2 separate regions of the Homo sapiens genome follow, and region 1 is linked to region 2. A link is a loop called in an ENCODE intact Hi-C map of the cell type or tissue named here. Cell type or tissue: heart right ventricle. All regions are shown on one strand. Links, peaks and the distances in the headings refer to the core of each region. The heading gives the core; the rest is flanking DNA. Region 1 has its middle 51 kb from the start of MSI2. Region 2 has its middle 49 kb from the start of CCDC182.

What was found. Hi-C counts contacts between places; a loop is a spot of excess contacts. Peaks named below come from ENCODE experiments on the same cell type or tissue, not always from the same donor. Only the 100,000 strongest peaks of a DNase experiment are listed, where the experiment ranks them.
Region 1: a loop joins it to region 2, with 2.2 times the contacts of the local background. A loop is called at or near these places in 1 of 110 quality-filtered maps.

The regions. Positions count from the first base shown.
Region 1 is chr17:57,203,071-57,207,462 of GRCh38, forward strand. No RefSeq gene overlaps it. Among named protein-coding and RNA genes, the nearest start is that of MSI2, 51 kb to the right of the region's middle. In heart right ventricle, for the core only: no CTCF peak of the experiment used is centred there; no DNase peak of the experiment used is centred there.
Region 2 is chr17:57,693,689-57,698,080 of GRCh38, forward strand. It overlaps a transcript of MSI2 not described here. Among named protein-coding and RNA genes, the nearest start is that of CCDC182, 49 kb to the right of the region's middle. In heart right ventricle, for the core only: no CTCF peak of the experiment used is centred there; a DNase peak (open chromatin) is centred at 2,536.

The DNA.
Region 1 (4,392 bases), core at 142-4,141, 490 kb before region 2:
GGTCCAAGTTCAAAGCTTAGAGAGAATAATCACTCTGCCTCTGTTGCTAGCTTTCATTTGGCTTTACTTCCTAACCTGTACATAAGCAGTGCAAAGGAGAATGATGAAATCAAGCATATATAATGGCGTGAAAGAAGGCAGCTCCCTCATGCTGGTCTGTACCTCACACTGGGGCATCAGTACCTCACAGAGGAGGTCTGTACTTACAGAGGAGGCCTGGGCCTCACAGAGAAGCCTGGACCTCACAGAGGCCGGCCTGAAGTTGGCAGTCCCAGCAGCTTACACAATGGAAGGGATTTGTTACTTCAGAGGAGCAGCCTTGCTATATTTTATACCTTTTTATTGTTGTCCAGGAGAGGCTCATACCTCACAGAGGCATTATGTCAGAACCCAAGGATCTGCCTTATCATGAAAATAATTTCTTACTTCCACCCCTCTGTGCTTTAACCCTTACTGCACCATCAAGGTTATCCCACAGTTCTGTGGGCTGACCATAGCCCTGCCTTGTCACCAGCACAGGCAGGAGAGGGCATTTTGATGAACCATGAGAGATAGGGATTTGACATTCTGACTGCCCTGTCCACTGGGATGCTTTCTCCTACCTCCAAGCCCAAGAGGAACACATACTTTTCTGGGTACCTCGGCACACCTCTGTCACTGATGACTCCTGCTATAAATGTTCACATGCACATCTGCCCCTGGGCACCTGTGACCTCTGCGCTGGCAGGGATTGTGTTTTATTCATTTGGTTTTCCCCAGCACCTAGACCATAGTAGCCCCTCAAATGTTTGCTGTATAAATACATGAATGAATGAATGAATGAATATAGGAATTTAATCTGCAGCTTTGCACAAGCAAGCACTGCACCACAACTGGCCGGCACTGAGTTACTGTAGGTAAAGTGTGTGCATGCAAGTAGAGGCACCAAAAAATCAGTAGGAAACTGAAAAACAGAGTCTTGTATCCAATGGCATCAAGCTTCATCCTGGTGGAGCAAGGTGGGTATCAGCAGTCCCATCCGCTGGAGATGCTGTCTTCCACGTGCCTGGGCCGCAGACTGAGGCCTTTCCCTAACCTGCACTGGAGTGTCCCGTTTGATTGATGGCTTTATTTCTACCTCCATTTCCAGGAATGGGAGCCTGGTCCTAGTCCACCTCCATTTACTGGTTAGGGCCTAGACTTTGCCCAACTCCTCACCAACCCCTTTCTTCTGGAGGCTTCCTGTGGCTTCCTTGCATCCCCATCTCTAAAACATCTGGACCTGATGGGCAATAGCCTGGTGTGAAGAGCATCGGGAAATCTCATGGCCAAATCGGACCCCCGTGGCCTTGGATGCCAGCCTCAATCAGATCTACATTCGAAGTGTCTCCTGCCTTTCCTTCCCCAAAGCCTCCTGGGCAGCCTACTCCCACAGCCAGAGGTGGGTGGGGAAGGCGAGGGCCCCAATGCTGGAGTGGACATTTTTGGGTTTGGATCTTGACTCTGACACTGACCAGCTGAGTGGTCTTGGGAAAGTTATTTCATCTCAGTTTCCTCATCAGTCAACTAATAATACGATCTCATCGGAAAGAGAGAATTAAGTGAGATCACTTAGCAGATACACAAAACCATATCAATTCTTTTCCCTTATGCTCTTGGACCCCTACCTCTTCCTAAATTTCTTCTTCTCCACTTATCTTTGAAATGCAGGATTCAAAGTGCCTTGCAGTCTGAGAAAGAGCCAGAGAGACGTTCTCCTTGAGTCCTACTCTGCAACCAAGCCTTTCCGAGTGGCTGCTCTCTTGTATACTGGGGAAGGGAGGATGATGTTAACCAAAAGGACCCAGCAGCAGACATGAGGAGCAACAAAGCACAAGACAAGCACACAGAGCACAAGTTGCTGAAAAGGGCACAGACGGCACAGCACATTCTGCCCAAGCTGGAGAGACAAACATGATTAGAAAGAGATAGAATGGAATACACTCCTGACGTCAGTGGGCAAGAGGGGACGAAGCAATAAAGGGAAAATGCTGTAAAGGAAAACTGGAATTTCATTTTCACGGTTGATTCTCAATTACTCAGGCTTGGTGGGAGGCTACACTTGTACCAAATGTAGCACCCAGAGTACGTGGCCGCTCCTCTTCCTGGAAACAGAGTAATGGTTGCCATTCACTTTCTGATCTATTCAGTAAGTCCCTGGTGGGATCCTTCAGAAAGAGAAAGGGCGACATCCATTATGCTGCTAGTTTCCTGCCCTTTCCACTTGTTTCCATTTCTATCTCCTTCTCTTCCTGCCATTTACCACAGCCAAGTACATAGAATGACAAGAGATTCAGTGATGGTTGTCCTCAATTTCCAGTTTAATTCAGATTGTTTTCTGTGGAAAAAAAAAATTCCCAAGGCTGATCTTTCTTTCTTTCTTTCTTTCTTTCTTTCTTTCTTTCTTTTTTTTTTTTTTTGAGACAGGGTCTTACTTTGTCACCCAGGCTGGAATGCGTTGGGAGTGATCTCGGCTCGCCGCAACCTTCGCCTTCTGGGTTCAAGTGATTCTTCTGCCTCAGCCTCCTGAGTAGCTGGGATTACAGCCACCCGCCACCACACCTGGCTAATTTTTGTATTTTCAGTAGAGATGGGGTTTCGCCATGTTGGCTAGGCTGGTCTTGAACTCCTGACCTCAAGCGGTCTGCCCGCCTTGGCCTCCCAAAGTTCTGGGATTACAGGCGTGAGCCACTGCGTCCAGCCCCAAGGTTGATCTTTCAAGAAGAATCATTTAGTTACTTTTTGTGTTGTTTATTCCCCCAGTATCACCTATAATATGTTAATCACAAGAGGGGATGCAGGAGGAGTTAAGATGAGCTACTTAGTCCACATAGTCTGGTAAGAGAGTCAGGGATGTAGACAAATGATTCTAGGACAAGATATGCTAAAGCTGCCACAAAGGGCTGTTCAAAGTGCTATGGGAATACCAAGAAATGAGTGACTGCCAGTCTCAAAAGAGAAACTGCTTGAGCTGTCTTAAAGGATGAACCCCTTTGCTCAGATTTACAGATGGTCAGAAAACATTCCAAATGGAGAGAGCAATTCAACAACGGTTCAGATGCGTGGATTGGCCTAACTTATGGGAGAATTTGGTTTGGCTAGAATACAAGGTATTTGGGGGAAGTAGCAAGAGCTGGAGCTAGATAGCTTAGCTGAAGCCTGATTACTGCATTCACAAATATTTACTGAGCACCTGCTATGCACCAGGGGCCGTTCTATGTGCTTGGGACAGAAGAATCCTTGAGAGCACCATGGGCCCTGCCATCTCAGGGCACACTCACCATAAGGCCTGCAAAGGGAGAGAAGCAATCAGTTGCCAAACCGGGAAGTGCCTTTCAACGCTGTGCAAGGGAATGCTATCTTACTGCAGTAGAAGCTCAGGGACCATTGAAAGATTTTAAATAAAGGAATGTAATGCTCATTTTGACACTGTAGAGAATCCATGGAACATGGAGTGAAGATAAGTAAAACTGGGGACAGGGGACTAGTTAGGAGGCTACTGTTATAATCTAACTGGCATATGACAAAAACACTGAGCTAAGCAGGAGAGGTGTTTCAGGAAGTGACCTGGATAGACAACAATAACATAATAGCAACCTGATAGCTGCTCTTAAGCAAAGAGCTCTCTTTTTAAATTATTGTAGTAAAATACACATAACATAAAATTTACCATTTAACCACTTTTCAGTGTATAATTCAGTTGCATTTGATACATTCACAGAGTTGTACAACTATCACCACTATCTTGTTCCAGAATATTTTCATCACCCTGAAAGGAAACTCCATACTTACAAAGCAGTCACTCCCCATTCCCCTCTCCCTCACCTCCTGGCAATCATCAGTCTGCTTTCTGTCTCTATAGATTTGCCTACCCTGAATATTTCATATAATTAGAATTATACAATATGTGGCCTTTTGTGTCTGGATTCTTTCACTTAGCATAATGTTTGCAAGATTCATCCATGTCATAGCACAGATCAGTTACTGCATTCCTCTTTATGGCTGAATAATATTCCATCGTATGGATATACCATATTTCATTTATCCATTCTTAAGCTGATGAACATTCAGATTGTTTCTACCTTTTGACTATTGTGAATAGTATGTGCTACTGTGAACATTCATGTACAAGTTTTTGCTTAAACACCTGTTTTCAATTCTTTGGGGTATATGCCCAGGAGTGAAATTGCTGAGACCCCTCTTTTTAATTTATAACTTTTAGTTCCCAGGAAAATTCATTTTTTAGAAAACTTACACAAAAGCTTTGTTCACTTGCTGGGGGATTATGAATGATAGGGGAGTATTTCTTTCAGTTTGTAATTTCGCTGGGATCAGTTTCAACACTAAGCTTTTGCTCAGGGCCTGCCTGACTCT
Region 2 (4,392 bases), core at 250-4,249:
TCTGGGTCATATTTGAATCTGGTTTTGTTGACTGCTTTGTTTCTTGACAGTGAGTTATTGGTCTTGTGTTTGGTGTCTCATGACTTTTGATTGAAAGCAAAACATCTTTAGAACAGTAAAGGCTGTAGTAAATATGCATGCCTCTTTTTCTGCTAGGCAAGGGATCTGCAAACTATGGTCCTTGGGCCAAATCAGGCCTGTTGCCTATTTTTGTATGGCCTATGAGTTAAGAATGGTTTTTATATTTTTAAATGTGTCAAATGGATATCAAAAGAAGAATAGTAATTATACAACATAAGACAATTATATAAAACTCAAATTTCAGTGTCTATAAATAAAGATTTATTGGAACATAACCATGTTCATTCATTTACATATTGTCTATGGCTGCTTTCATGCTTCAACAGCAGAGTTGAATAGTTGCAACAGAGCCCACATGGCCCACAACACCTAAAATATTTGCTATATACTGGTCCTTTGTAGACAAAGTTTGCCCCTTGATGTGGGTGGTTGAGTCAATCTAGTCAGAAGTTGACTTGGATTTGGGTTTTGCTGCTCTAGGTTTGGGTTTTATCTTCAGTGCACCACCAGCTTTAAATTCCTCTAGCATTTTCTTATTCTTAAGATGGAGGCTGGGTTGCCAGAGGGTTTTTCTCAGTGTTTCTGCTTCACTCTTAGCCTTAGGCCTTCCTTGTGTGCTTGTGCCTTAGCCTTGTCCCTGGGTGTTGTGATCTGCCCGTCTCCCAGCAGAAGGAGATTCCTCTTAGTCTGGTCCCAGATGGTTTCCTTCCCTCCTCCCGAAAGCTAAGGCTTTTGTTACATGGAGGACAAAACCCAGTGTAAGCTCCATGTTTTTCCAGGCTGTGGGGAATGGGCTAATTAACAGTTTTGCCACTTTTTGGCAAAATACCTTTTTTTTTTAGAAGGCTAAGCACAAACAAAATTAAGACATACATTGAAAGTATGTTCATGCTAAACCTATCACAGATCTGTACATCACTCTGTAGGATTAGGCAGATTAAAGTAGCTCATCAGTACACAACATGGCCTTAGAATCCCTGGCCCCTTTTTGGTTTAACCAGACTTAAGTTCCATGAACTCCCTGGCTTGATAGGTTAACTGCAGTCCCAGACCTCTGGTTGCTTAACTCACCCCTGGTCCTAACCAATGTGTACATCCTCAGGTTCAGTGAGTACTATGCCAATGCTTAAAAATAATTAATAACTCATGCAATGATTATGTGAATTTGCACTAAATGTAAGTGCTATAATTATGTCAAATCAAAAGCTGAGCATAGAACATAGAAAATCTTCGGGGAGATAAATTGAACCCTTTGGTTTCATTGAGGAAAAATCATCAAATCACAGCATGTCATAGCTGAAAAAGCACTTTGAGAACATCTAGTTTACCTGCTTCACTTAACCAATGAGATAACCAAGGCTCAGAGAAAAGTAACATGAGAAAGTTCACACAGCTAGTTAATAGTGTGGGAACTATTACCTTTCGAATTAAAAGTAGGGAGGAGGCAGGGAGCCTCTGGGTCTTTGTGGAAGGGGGCGGAATATTGGGAGGAAGAGTCCCAGGCCTGCTTCTATTTCTAACTAGCTGTGTGGCCTAGCTAGTGAGTATGACTCAGTCTCCCTCTCTGCCATCTGTCTGCCCTGCCCCTTTCCTGGGGATTATATTAGCTGAGAGGTGTAATGGCACTTCATTAAGACCTTGGGGGAGCTGTGCTACAGGGATCCTGCGGTCACCCAGGACTTACTTCCCTCCATTTTCTGAAGATGAGGCTCAGGGCACAGCCCGATGCAGTGAGACAAAGAAGACAGGTACAGAGTCCAGCTCCTCAGCCTGGAGGTTCCTGCCCTTGACTAGTATAGGCACCGTCTCTTCTGGATCAGTCAGGGTCTCATCAGGAAACCAGAAGCAGAGCTCTCTGTGAACAGAGATAAATTAACATAAGGACTCGATTAAAAACCTCTGAGGGCATCACAAGGGTGATTCTAGGGATACCCCCTATATTAGTCTGCTGTGGTTGCCATAACAAAATACCATATACTGGGTGGCTTAAACAACAGACATTTATTTTCTCATAGTTCTAGAAACTGGAAGTCCAAGATCAGGGCGCTGACTGTTCTGGCTTCTGGTGACGGCTCTCTTCCTGGCTTGTAGATGACCACCTTTTCCACTGTTTCCTCACACGGCCTCTCCTCACTGTGCGTGTGTGTGGTGAGAGAGAGAGAGCTCTCTGGTGTCCCTTCTTATAGGAACACTAATCCTATCGGATCATGGTCCCACTCTTATGACCTCATTAACCTTAGTTACTTCCTTGGAGGCTTCACCTCCAGATACAGCCACACTGGGGGTTAGGGTTTCAAAATAGGAATTTGGGGAGACATGAATATTCGGTTCCTAACACCCCCCCAAAAAAGCTGGAAACTGGAACCTATTGTCACTACTAGGTGAAGACCCACTGCTGAGGCATGCTGCCTGGAGCAGTAAGTAGACAGGAAGAAGGATGTCCTTCCTCCCTCCTCCCGCCATGTTGGGAGAGCCTGGCATGGATCCAGCTGGCAAAGTGGCAATGTCACGGCAGAGTGTGGAAGGCTGAGTGTGGAGCTGAGAGGAACCCTCTCCAGCCAAGACAGACCATGGAACCAGAGCAATCAAACATTTATTGAGTACTTATTATGTAAAATAGTAAAAGTCACATTCACTCCCCAGGATTACCTAAAATCTTGAAAGTCATATTAAAGTTTTTAGAATTAGAGCTGGGCTCAGTGGTTCATGCTAGCAATCCCAATGTTTTGGGAGGCCAAGGCAGGAGGATCTCTTGAGGAGTTCCAGGCTGCCTGGGGAACATAGCAAGACCCCTATCTCTACAAAAAAATTAAAAATTAATCAGGCATGCCAGCAGGTGCCTGTAATTCCAGCTGCTTGGGAGGCTGAGGCAAGAGGATCACTTGAGCCCAGGAGTTCAAGGCTGCAGTGAGCTACAATGGCACCACTGCACTGCAGCCTGGGCCACAGAGCAAGACCTTATCTCTAAAAAATAAACAATTTTAAAAATAAATAAAGAATTAGGCATTTGGTCAGTGGGCACTGGGGTAATATGGATTTGAGTAAAGGGGTGATGTGATCAGCTATCCTTTCTTCCTTCACCCAGTCCTACCCATCCTTCTTCCCCAAACTCTTGGCACACTCTAGACTCTCCTCTTTTACATTGCATACCTTCTCTGCTCATTTGCTATACATCAGCAACTTAATACACAGCATGATGAGCTTAGGAGAATATTCCATGGGACCAGAGCTATCTCTGTAGCTTCACTGTAAGCCAGGGAGGGGGTGTGAGGTTTAGACCATGGAAGGTCCTTAGGGGATGTGGTGAGAGTGAGATGGGAAGTACCTGGTCAGACCCACCCCATCAACAGCCTGTCTTCATCCTCGCCAGCAGGACACACACACACACACACACAGGCTCTCTCCTCACATATGCACAGTCAAGTCCTCTCTCATTTGCACACTCCCACACTCACACCCACACTCCCCTGTGCCCTCACAGTCTCACACACCCTCTGAGACTCACACCCCTCACACACTCTACACACTCACATGGACCCACTCACACTCACTTTACTCACACTCAGCCCTCTCACTCACACCCATGGCCACTCCCACTCCCACGTTCTCACAGCTTCACGCACTCCTGCTCAGTCTTCGCCCACACTCTCTCCCCCTCACTCGCAGACACTCGCTCTCTCACACTCTTGCTCTCACACTTATCCTGCCATTCCCACATTCCCACTGCTTCCCTCACACTCCCACCCCCTTGAAGTCGCCCTACCCATCATTCAGTCACTCGGTGTATTAGTCCATTTTCATACTGCTGATAAAGACATACCCAAGACTGGGTAACTTATAAAGAAAAAGAGTTTTAAATGGACTCACGGTCTCACGTAGTTGGGGAGGCCTCACAATCATGGTAGAAGGTGAAAAGTGCATCTTACATGGTGGCTGACAAGGGAGAATGAGAGCTAAGCAAAAGGGGTTTCCCTTATAAAAACATCAGATCTCCTGAGACTTATTCACTACCATGAGAACAGTACGGGGGAAACCGCCCCCATGATTCAATTATCTGCCACTGGGTCCCTCCAACAACACGTGGGAATTATGAGAGCTACAATTCAATATGAGATTTGGGTGGGGACACAGCCAAACCATATCACTCGGGCACCTGCACCCCTCCTTCATGCCCACTTTGAATCATACCCATGCCTTCACTCCCTCCCTCACTGCCTCCCACACTCACGGCTGTCACACTTGCTCACCTCCCTGTCTCTGGCTTGCTCACTGTTACCACACATTGCCACACTCTCCCACAGACACCCTCTC